Linked DNA regions of Homo sapiens: all the other regions are linked to region 1. A link is a contact called in ENCODE Hi-C or POLR2A ChIA-PET data. All regions are on one chromosome and are shown on one strand. Each heading gives the region's core, a stretch centred on a gene start or an enhancer-like site at or near the end of the contact. The rest is flanking DNA. Distances are from core to core; before and after follow the strand shown. Region 1 holds the start of ZCCHC3 (zinc finger CCHC-type containing 3). Region 2 holds the start of RBCK1 (RANBP2-type and C3HC4-type zinc finger containing 1). Region 3 holds the start of TRIB3 (tribbles pseudokinase 3).

Region 1 (3,668 bases), core at 326-2,825:
AGTGAGGGCTTAAGATAAGAGGAATGGAAGAGATTGTTTAAAATACATCTATTGTTTGGTTGTGTAAGTATTCTCCTCATGGTGAAACTTGACCAGGCAAGTAGAAAGAATAACAGAGAAGTATGTGAATCTAAGACATTGATGTTTCTGGTAATGGTGAAGTTCCGAGTATGATCACGGGAATGCGTGGCTGAGAAGGGATAAAGGAAATGGTGCCTGAGGATATAAAGTGAGAGGACTGGAAAGTGCAAACGGCCCAAGTCAGTGGCTCCCCTGAGACCAATACCAGCAGTTGGGATGAAGGGAATCTGCCTGTTAACAAGGTTTCCTAGGATCTGATGCACAGTTCTTGATCCACGGCGTCAGAAATAAAGTGGTTAAATAAATATAAGCTACCGGCCGGGCGCGGTGGCTCACGCCTGTAACCCCAGCACTTTGGGAGGCCGAGGCGGGCGATCACGAGGTCAGGAGATCGAGACCATCCTGGCTAACACGGTGAAATCCCGTCTCTACTAAAAATACAAAAAATTAGCCAGGCGTGGTGGCGGGCGCCTGTAGTCCCAGCTACTCAGGAGGCCGAGGCAGGAGAATGGCGTGAACCCGGGAGGCGGAGCCTGCAGTGAGCCGAGATTGAGCCACTGCACTCCAGCCTGGGCGACAGACCAAGAGTCCGTCTCAAAAAAGAAAGAAAGAAAGAAATATAAGCTACCTATACGTGGGGCTGCCTATTAACTCCGCCAAGTGACTTAACTCCTGCCTCTTTATCTGTAAAATGGGCATAATTACAGCATTGTTTTTGGAAGATTCCATGTAATAAAGTCTGAAGTGTGCTTAACACAGTACTGGGAACTTAAGCAGCACTCACACTTCATCCTAAATACGACGAAAGTCTTTTCAAAAAAATAAAAATTAATGCAATATGACTTACTTGGAAATGTATCAAAAAATAAAGACCGATGAATGGATCGAGGCGTAGTGTGACAGAGTAAAATTTTAATGATAAAAAGTTAATGGTAAAATGTTCACTGTAAAACTTTCAACTTTTCTTCTTGAAAACGTGCATAATCCGACGTGGGAAAAAAAATAACGCATTGCAGTCAGTTCTGGGGAAACGGAAAGCTAAGTTTTAATTTTGCTATTGCTTTTGCTTTTTTAACAGAAAAGGTACAAAAAAGAAAAAATGGGAGAGATGTTGCCGAACTCCGTCCCGCCTGTGGGCTGTGGGCCGTTAGCAAAGCTGCTAGCATGAAATCGTCGAGCACCGCTTGCGAAACGCCAAATCCTCGAGAGCGAGGCCGGAGGCTGCCAAACCCGCGCTGGGGAAAGGGCCGCCTCCGGGCGCCCCATCCCGCTGCGGACGGAGGTGAGGTTGGAGCGAGCGCTGGCGGAAGAGAGGCTCAGCGCAGGGGGCGCAGAGCCGGCGCTGGCCAATATGCGCCGCATGTGATACCTTTGAGGGCGCGGCGGGGGAGGGTAGCGTCAAATTTCAAAAAAAAAAAAAAACCAAACCCACACAGCCCCGGCGGGCGGGCGCGCGCGATGGGCGCCCTTTGGCTGCGGGAGCGAGTGGAGGATGCTGGGAAGGAGGTAAAATGGCCACCGGCGGCGGCGCGGAGGAAGAGAGGAAACGGGGGCGGCCGCAGCTTCTGCCCCCCGCGCGGCCCGCGGCCCGGGGCGAGGAGGCCGACGGCGGCCGCGAGAAGATGGGCTGGGCCCAGGTGGTGAAGAATCTAGCCGAGAAGAAGGGCGAATTCCGCGAGCCGCGGCCGCCGCGGCGGGAGGAGGAAAGCGGCGGCGGTGGAGGGAGCGCCGGGCTCGGCGGCCCCGCGGGCCTGGCGGCGCCGGACCTCGGCGACTTCCCACCGGCTGGCCGCGGGGATCCGAAGGGCCGTCGGAGAGATCCGGCCGGCGAGGCGGTGGACCCCCGCAAAAAGAAGGGCGCTGCGGAGGCGGGCAGGAGGAAGAAGGCCGAGGCGGCGGCGGCCGCCATGGCGACCCCGGCCAGGCCCGGCGAGGCCGAGGACGCGGCCGAGCGGCCCCTCCAGGATGAGCCGGCGGCGGCGGCAGGCCCGGGCAAGGGTCGCTTCCTCGTCCGCATCTGTTTCCAGGGAGACGAGGGCGCCTGCCCGACCCGGGACTTCGTGGTAGGAGCGCTTATCCTGCGCTCCATCGGCATGGACCCGAGCGACATCTACGCGGTCATCCAGATCCCGGGCAGCCGCGAATTCGACGTGAGCTTCCGCTCAGCGGAGAAGCTGGCCCTGTTCCTACGCGTCTACGAGGAGAAGCGGGAGCAGGAGGACTGCTGGGAGAACTTTGTGGTGCTGGGGCGGAGCAAGTCCAGCTTGAAGACGCTCTTCATCCTCTTCCGGAACGAGACGGTGGACGTGGAGGACATTGTGACTTGGCTCAAGCGCCACTGCGACGTGCTGGCCGTGCCGGTGAAAGTGACCGACAGGTTTGGGATCTGGACCGGGGAGTACAAATGCGAGATCGAGCTGCGCCAGGGGGAGGGCGGGGTCAGGCACTTGCCAGGGGCCTTCTTCCTGGGGGCCGAGAGGGGCTACAGCTGGTACAAGGGGCAGCCCAAGACATGCTTTAAATGTGGTTCCCGGACCCACATGAGCGGCAGCTGCACGCAGGACAGGTGCTTCAGGTGCGGGGAGGAGGGGCACCTGAGCCCTTACTGCCGGAAGGGCATCGTGTGCAACCTCTGTGGCAAGCGAGGACACGCCTTTGCCCAGTGTCCCAAAGCAGTGCACAATTCCGTGGCAGCTCAGCTAACCGGCGTGGCCGGGCACTAAACACCCGCCTGCCTGCCAGGGTGAACACACAGCCAGCTTATCCCTCTTAAGTGCCAAAACTTTTTTTTAAACCATTTTTTATCGTTTTTGAAGGAGATCTTTTTAAAACCTACAAGAGACATCTCTCTATGCCTTCTTAAACCGAGTTTACTCCATTTCAGCCTGTTCTGAATTGGTGACTCTGTCACCAATAACGACTGCGGAGAACTGTAGCGTGCAGATGTGTTGCCCCTCCCTTTTAAAATTTTATTTTCGTTTTTCTATTGGGTATTTGTTTTGTTTCTTGTACTTTTTCTCTCTCTCCTTGCCCCCCTCCCGCCCTCCCCGCCCCATACCTTTTCTTCCCCTGGATTTTCACCCTTTGGGCTGCCTTGCTCATCTTTATGCCCCAGCACTAGGTACGGGGCCCAACACGTGGTAGGCACTCCATCAGTGTTTGCTGAATTGAAAACATTGTTGACTGTGGCTTCTATCAGAGTGTCTACCTTTTGCAGCTCTTCCCCTCCCTCATTTAATTTGCTGCTTTTAATCTACGTGGTCTGAGAATTTGTGAAACCAGTGTTGTTAGAAGTGTATATAATCTGAATCAATAAGCTCTGAATGGTGGCCAAGGGCCTCTCTTATGGCACAAAGATGCATGGACTTCATGACAGCTCTTTTGGTGGCTCAGAAGCCATTTTTTATAGAATCATGGAATCTAGAATATTCCTGCTGGAAAGAACCTGAGAGTTGGTTTGGACCAATTCCCTGGTTTTCCAGCAGATGAAACAGGCCCAAAGAGGTTAAATGACTGGGTGAAAATCACATAGCTGTCTGGTGCCAGAGCCAGCCTATAGTAGAGTCCCCTGACCCCAAGCCCGGTGC
Region 2 (3,668 bases), core at 300-2,799, 110 kb after region 1:
CAAATGTACAGCCAAAGTTAAGAAACATTGTCTAAAGGGATGTGTTTCCGGCAAAAGAAAAATTATCCCAGATGAAGGTCTGAGGTTCATTCCTTCATTCAACATATGGAGCCTCCATTATGTGTTTGGAACTGTTCTAGACACCAGGAACACAGCAGTGAGCAAAACAAACCAAAGTCCCTGCCCTCTAGGAGAGGAAAACAGACCCAGAATAACATAAATAAGTAAAACATGCTCCGTTAGACAGTAATAGATGCTGAGAAGAAAAAATGAAGCCAGGAAAGCGGATGTGAAATGCTGGATACGTGTGTCTGTGAAATTTCAGATGGAGTAACTAGGGAAGATTTTTGGGTAAAGACCAAAATAAAGGGAAGGAGGGAGCCATGCAGACGTTTGGGTTATGGCAGGTGCAAAGGCCTTAGGGCGGGAGTGTGTCTGACTTACTCCAGGACCCAGCAGGTCAATGGGACTTGAGTGGAATGAGGCAGGGGCAGGGCAGTCAGCTACGAAGACAGAGATCGGGAGGCAATTTGCGAGCCCTGGGACAGATCTCGGATTTTGCTTTAAGTGAGATGGGAGTACTTGGGTCGGGGAGTGGCATGGGTTTGATTTACATTTTAACAGGACTCTCCGGCAGCTAGGTGGAAATGGACGGTAGGGGGCAAAAAGAGAAGCAAGGAGGCCCAGGAGGAGGCTGGTTCAAGACCCCTGAGATGATGGAGCACTGATGGAGCTGGAGCGGGATGGGGCCGGAGGAGGTGAGGGATGAGATTCTGCAAGTGGAGCCCGCAGGATCTGCTGATCGATGGGACGAGGAACGGGAGAAAAATTAAAGCGGCGCATGAGGCAGACGAATGCAAACTTCACCAATAGCTCAACGAAAAGACAGACGGTGACCGCTGAGAGGCAGCGTCGGATCTGGGTAAGGGCGGGTTCCTGAGCCTGCCAGGCCTGGATTCAAACCTCGGCTGAGTGGCCTTGGACAGGTCATCAACAAACAGAGCCTTCGTTTATTCATGTGCAAACGGGGCCAAGGACCGGGCCTGCCCCGAGGTATGCCTGAGGCTTGGGTGAGCAGGCGCCGGGCTCGCAGGGCGCGCTCCTAACCCGTCCCCAGCGGCTCGACGCTGTGGATCCCGCCGCCCTCCAGCCCCGGCTCCGGCGCCGACTCCTGCTCAGGCTCCTGCTCCTGCCCCCGGCCCCGCCCCCGGCCCCGGCCCCGGCCCCCGGCCCACCCCGGCCCCGCCCCCAGCCCCCGGCCCCCCCGGCCCCGCCCCCGGCCCCGCCCCGGCCCCGCCCACCCCGCCTGCGGCCCAGCTCCTTCCCGCGGCTCTGCGATGCGGCCCGCAGGGTGACCCGGGCGGGAGTCCGGGGACCCGCGATCAGCCCCGGAGGACGGGGTGGGGTCGCCCCAAACAGGAGCGCCGGGACCGCTGGGACCCCGCACTCGGCGTCCGCCGCCGCCGGGTAGCCGGGCAGTGGAGGTCCCGGATGAGGCGACAATTTTTCCGGCCCCCCCTCCCAGTCCCGCCCCACTTCCGGGGCCGCCACTTTCACTTTCTCTTCCGCCGAAGCCGCTCCCCTTGCGAAGAACTGGGGCCTCCCGGGAGGAGAGAGGGCTTTGCCTTGAAACCCGGGACGCCAGGGGCGCTCCCGCAAGTGGGGGTCCTCCGGGACTTGGAACGCCCCGGCTGGGTGGTGTCCGGGCGTCCTTTCCCCGCTTCTTCCCACCTCGGCTGGTCCCGTTTCCTCCTGCGCCCAGTGCGGACCTGTCTCGGCGCCCGCTGCCCTCTCACCGCCCCACGCAGGATCCCGGCCTGGTCACCGGGCAGTGTGATGCTTCCCGACTGCCGCGGGGACAGCGAGGCACACACAGGGCTTGGGCCGCGCCGGAGGCCACACGGCCTGGCTGAGTTGCTCCTGGTCTCCCGCCTCTCCCAGGCGACCCGGAGGTAGCATTTCCCAGGAGGCACGGTCCCCCCCAGGGGGATGGGCACAGCCACGCCAGATGGACGAGAAGACCAAGAAAGGTGGGCACAGGCTGGAGGTGGCTGGGGAACTTCCGGTGGGAAGTGGGCCCCGCAGGACCTGGCCTTGCCCCTGGCCAGAAGGGCCTTGGAGAGGGGGCTTTAGCCTGCCCTCCCTCTACCCTCCTCCCCATCAGTTTCCTCCTTTGGTACCTGCTGGCTTCCAGAGCCATCTTGGGGCCCTGAGAACTCCTTGGGCTGGCTCTGTGCTGAGATGGGGCTAGGGGACTCGCAGAGGACACAGGGCATTGAACTTGGAGACCTCCTGGGCTGGTGGGAGACAGACGTCAGTTGACCTGAGAAGCAGGGGTACTTGCCTCTTCTCTTGTCCCCTGCACCTAGGGTTGTAGAACGGAAGTCAGTCACTGCCTTGCTGGAAACCCTCCCATGCCCCTCTGTGTTCTCCAAACAAAACCCAGAGGCCCTGGGTGGCCCACAGGATATCTGTCCTCAGTCACCCCGCCATGCTCACTCTACTGGAGCCCCACTGGCTTCCTTCGGTTCTCATCCAACCATTTTTTGGCCAAGGCCCTTACTCTTCCTTCCACCTGGACCACTCTTCCCCACTGGAGCTTGACACGTGCAGCTTCTCCTCCTTCAGGTCTTAGCTTCAGTGTTACCCCCTCCCAGAGGCCTCCCCTGGTCTCCTTAACCTGTTTATTTCCCTGCCAGCAAGGATCGCAATCTGACTTTTTTTTTTTTTCTTGTTAAACTTGTTCATTGTCTCCCCACTGGGCAGGGAGATCCATAAGGAGAGGGGCCCTGTTTATAAATCTCTGTGGGATTCCAGTTCCTGGGACAGTGGGTGGCACACAGTAGAAGCTCAATAACTGCTTGTTGGATAAATGAATAGAAATATGAGGGACCCTGGGAATGGGAAGGACAAACAACCAAATGAGCCTAGTGTGAGGAGGAGTGGGGAATATTAGAGAACCCCTCCCGGAGAAAGGGACTTTTAGTCTGGGTGCTGAAGGATACGTAGGAGTTCACCAGGAAGACAGAGAAAGCAGCACACACAAAGGATCGCCTCCTTTCCTACCCCATTACTCTCAGCTCCTGAAAATAAACCCTGTGCTAACTGGCTCCTGCTGTACTGGCTTTCAGCAGAGGAAATGGCCCTGAGCCTCACCCGAGCAGTGGCGGGCGGGGATGAACAGGTGGCAATGAAGTGTGCCATCTGGCTGGCAGAGCAACGGGTGCCCCTGAGTGTGCAACTGAAGCCTGAGGTCTCCCCAACGCAGGACATCAGGTGAGGAGTGCATGGCTGGCCTGAACCCAAGGGACAGCAGGACAGGATATTCTTGCCTGTAGAACAGTTCTTCCTAATGGCACGTTCTGGCTTCAGGAGGCCTGGCTTCTAACCCTAGTTATGTCATTAATCAACTGTGAAATACAGAGCAGGTCACTTCACCTCTCAGTGTGTCCTCATTTTAAAAATCAGACCGTAACAGTAGCTATCTCATAGGGTTGTTAGGAGGTGTACTGTATTAGGATGTTAGGCCTTATACAACAGAAGAAAACGGAACAGTGACGTAAACAAATTTGATGGCAGGGAGTCCAGATAGGGAGGTTCTGCTCCCGACAGTCCTCAGAGGCTCATATTGTTTCTCTCACCATTCTGCCATTCATTCCCAGATTCCT
Region 3 (3,668 bases), core at 325-2,824, 83 kb after region 1:
CTATCTTTTTCTCTTTGTAAAGACAGGGTCTTACTATGTCATCCAGGCTGTTCTCAAACTCCTGGCCTCAAGCAATCCTCCCGTCTTGGCCTCCCAAAGTGCTAGGATTACAGACATGAGCCAGCTCACCCAGCTGAGGAGTTATTTTTTGACACTGGTGAATTCAGATCAAAAGGGATTTCTAAGAAAGGTGCTGGACCCAGGCCGGGCGCGGTGGCTCATGCCTGTAATCTCAGCACTTTGGGAGGCCGAGGCAGGTGGATTATCTGAGGTCAGGAGTTCGAGACCAGCCTGACCAACATGGAGAAACCCTGTCTCTACTAAAAATACAAAATTAGCCAGGCATAGTAGCGCATGCCTGTAATCCCAGCTACTTGGGAGGCTGAGGCAGGAGAATCGCTTGAACCCGGGAGGTGGAGGTTGCAGTGAGCCGAGATCGTGCCATCGCACTCAATCCTGGGCAACGAGTGAAACTCTGCCTCAAAAAAAGAAAAAAAAAGAAAGGTGCTGGACGCCTAGGACGCAGAGGGGTGTTTCACCCCAAATCAAGTAGCACCAAGCCCTCCCAGGCCTTGGGTGCAAGCATATTAAAGGCCTCTTTCCCTCTCTGTCTCCATTGTTTACACTCCACTGAGCATCCGCAATGTGCCACACACTGTTCTAAGCGTCTTACACATATTAAATTATTTAATCCTCACAACAACTTTATGAAGTGAGCGCAATTATGAGCCCATTTTATGGAGCAGGAAGTTGAGGCAGGGTTTTAGGTAGCTTTTCTGGGGTAGCACTGTGGGTTGGAGCGGAGGTGGAGTGCACTCTTAGGCCAGCTGGCTCTAGGGGCTCTTCACCACTAGGCCGCACTGCCTCTAGCAAAGGGACGCGGGGAAGCTCAGCAGACCTTAGGCCTCCCAAGGGCGCCACGGTGGTTCCTTTGAGCCCAGAGTCAGCTCTTAAGTCCATAGGCCTTCCTGAAGCTTCTGAACCACTTGCCCATAGCTGGGCCTCAGGCTGGCTCTCAGTAGAATGTGGAGAATGGAGATTCCCGCATGTCCACTTCTCCTAAAGGTTTTATAAGGCAGTGCTGGGAATGTGCTTTATAAAAAAGGGGAAGCACCCCGACAACAGTCACTGTTTGCTCTTTTAAGCACCATCCTGAGAAGGAGGAATGTTCTTCCCATTTCATAGGTGGGGAAACCGAGGCTCAGAAGAGCAAATTTTTGGCCGGGCGCGGTGGCTCACGCCTGTAATCCCAGCACTTTGGGAGGCCGAGGCGGGTGGATCACGAGGTCAGGAGATCGAGACCATCCTGGCTAACAAGGTGAAACCCCGTCTCTACTAAAAATACAAAAAATTAGCCGGGCGTGGTGCGGGCGCCTGTAGTCCCAGCTACTCGGGAGGCTGAGGCAGGAGAATGGCGTGAACCCGGGAGGCGGAGCTTGCAGTGAGCCGAGATCGCGCCACCGCCCTCCAGCCTGGGCGACAGAGCAAGACTCTGTCTCAAAAAAAAAAAAAAAAAGAGCAAATTTTTTTTCCAAGGTGATAGGGAGAGTCCGTGGCTGATGTCTGCACTGACCAGACGCCCCTAGGGGGCCAGCGAGGGCGGGTCCCAGGTGCAGCGGATGCAGAGGAGAGAGGCCCGGGCGCGGCGCGGGGGATGGTGCGATCCCGGGCCCGAGGGCATCAGACGGCGGCTGATTAGCTCCGGTTTGCATCACCCGGACCGGGGGATTAGCTCCGGTTTGCATCACCCGGACCGGGGGATTAGCTCCGGTTTGCATCACCCGGACCGGGGGCCGGGCGCGCACGAGACTCGCAGCGGAAGTGGAGGCGGCTCCGCGCGCGTCCGCTGCTAGGACCCGGGCAGGGCTGGAGCTGGGCTGGGATCCCGAGCTCGGCAGCAGCGCAGCGGGCCGGCCCACCTGCTGGTGCCCTGGAGGCTCTGAGCCCCGGCGGCGCCCGGGCCCACGCGGAACGACGGGGCGAGGTACTCGGCGGGGTGCGGCCTGCGGACTCGCCCGGAGGCCGGGGGGCGGGAGGGGGCGGCCGGGGAAGGGGGCGCCGGAAGCCTCTGGGCGTCTGCGTGTTGCCGCGTGTTACACGCACGCACGCCCCTTACACACCTTTTCACAGACCCCGCCGTCGGGGCGCGGCCAGGTCAGATCCCTTTTGATCCGGGCCTGGGCTGAGTGCTCCCCCCGGGCTTCAGGTGACGCGGCCCCGCGGAGCGTGGGGTCGCCCGAGTTGGGCTGGGGAAGCCAGGGACGGAGGTGTCCGGCCGTCACCCCTAGAGGAGGGCGTGCGGGGGTCTGTTTTGCGTGAGTGCGGGATAGGGGAGTCGTGTGGTGCGGTGAGGGGCTTGTGGGGGGCACTGGAGGACTCTGGGGGTGGCGGGGGATCCGAGGGGGTCCTCGTGAACCCGCAGGGGAGAGTCCTGGGTGAGGGTGGGTCCCGAGCACCTGTGTCTCAGGAGATGGTGAGAGCTGTCTGGAGGGCTGGGCACTTGGTGGCAGGGGTTGGCGGTGCAGGGGACACCGCCGGGACAGGGCTGGGGTGCCCTGGAGCGGGGGAGCCGAGGGAGTGGGAGCGGGGGCGCAGCGCGCGATCTCTGGCCCGGCAGGGCCGCTGGTTCTCCCCAGTGCGCGGCTCCGGGTTTGCAGGTGGACGGTGCGCGCGTGTCTGCGGTGTGTGCTGTGCCTGCAGACCGGGGAGGGCGGGGGACGACAGCCACCTCCTTCCCTCTGCCTCACCCCCCTCCTGTCCCAGGGCCGCGCTTCAATTTCCGCTGAAACTTCTGACTCGGACACCCGCCGCCTTTCGCTTGGGCTCCCACGGGAGGGGCCTGGCTGCGGGGGGCGGGGCGGGGTGGGGGTGCGGCCTTGCTCGGGTAGACCATGGGTGTGACAGCTGGGAGGGCTGTGTGTGTGTGTGTGTGTGTGTGTGTGCGTGCGCGCGCGCGCTTGCGCTTGATGTAACCCGCCCTCATTTCCCTGGGTCCCGAGTGTGGCAGGGAACAGCAAGAGGTAGATATTAGGGGCTGCTTTCATTCCACATCACAGATTCTATTCTGCAGTGTGGTCTGCAAAATGCCTTGCCCAAGATGTATAGACTCAGTTACCGCATCTGTCCCCATCTGGGTGGAGCTTATCCCAGGCCCCAACAGGCTCTGAGGGATGGCCGGGGCCAAGGCAGCCTGGACTACTGATGTGGCACAGGCCAGAGGGACTCCAGGCAGTCTCCTGCTGCACAGGGCACAAAGCATGTGCACAGCCAGGTATCATCCTGCGTGACTCAGAACAGCCTTGAGATGTAAGGAGTGTCATCCCAGCCTCGAACCTGGGGAGCTTTCTAAGACTCCCAAGGATGGTACTTATGCATCTTGCTGTGAAGAATAACAGGATGAGTGCTAATAATGACCATTTCCTGACACCTACCTGGCAACAGGTCCATAAGCTCTACATGCTTCATTTGTGTTTTCATTTCATCATCACGAAAAACCTGTAAGCTTTGCATCCTGTTCCCACTTTACAGGAACTGAGGCTCAGAAAGCTTGAGGAACTTGACCAGGGGTACCCCCCAGCTAGAAAGGGTTTGAGACAGGATTAGAACCCAGGAATATCTGACTACAGCCACTCCTTACTGCATTCTTACCAAGCCAAAGTCATGACCTT

What was found. Hi-C counts contacts between places; a loop is a spot of excess contacts on that map. ChIA-PET counts read pairs that join two places held with the same protein, here RNA polymerase II (POLR2A). Pooled maps may share reads with other maps.
Region 2: a map of gastrocnemius medialis shows a loop between it and region 1 (6-fold over the local background). The contact joins the promoter of RBCK1 here to the promoter of ZCCHC3 in region 1. A Hi-C loop is called at or near these places in 5 of 168 maps with a recorded cell type or tissue (CD4-positive, alpha-beta T cell, gastrocnemius medialis, naive thymus-derived CD4-positive, alpha-beta T cell and 1 more), 16 of 37 single-sample maps with no recorded cell type and 20 of 50 pooled maps. POLR2A ChIA-PET finds 5 or more read pairs at or near these places in 5 of 52 experiments (MCF 10A, activated B cell, activated CD4-positive, alpha-beta memory T cell and 2 more).
Region 3: a loop to region 1 is called in a pooled map, with 9 times the contacts of the local background. The contact joins the promoter of TRIB3 here to the promoter of ZCCHC3 in region 1. A Hi-C loop is called at or near these places in 1 of 37 single-sample maps with no recorded cell type and 9 of 50 pooled maps. POLR2A ChIA-PET finds 5 or more read pairs at or near these places in 12 of 52 experiments (AG04450, CD4-positive, alpha-beta T cell, GM12878 and 7 more).

The regions. Positions count from the first base shown.
Region 1 is chr20:295,995-299,662 of GRCh38, forward strand. ZCCHC3 (zinc finger CCHC-type containing 3) reads left to right here and starts at 1,576. Exons shown (of 1, transcript NM_033089.7): 1 at 1,576-3,668. The coding sequence starts at 1,593. The coding sequence ends at 2,804. RefSeq lists silencers at 1,680-1,769, 1,950-2,019.
Region 2 is chr20:406,750-410,417 of GRCh38, forward strand. It overlaps RBCK1 (RANBP2-type and C3HC4-type zinc finger containing 1), which reads left to right and starts at 1,550. Exons shown (of 12, transcript NM_031229.4): 1 at 1,550-2,030; 2 at 3,132-3,276. The coding sequence starts at 2,009. RefSeq lists a silencer at 1,248-1,517 and enhancers at 1,495-2,137, 2,088-2,137, 2,138-2,778, 2,188-2,287, 2,348-2,447 and 1 more.
Region 3 is chr20:379,186-382,853 of GRCh38, forward strand. TRIB3 (tribbles pseudokinase 3) reads left to right here and starts at 1,575. Exons shown (of 4, transcript NM_021158.5): 1 at 1,575-1,984. RefSeq lists silencers at 1,859-2,018, 2,039-2,148, 2,419-3,008 and an enhancer at 2,694-3,668.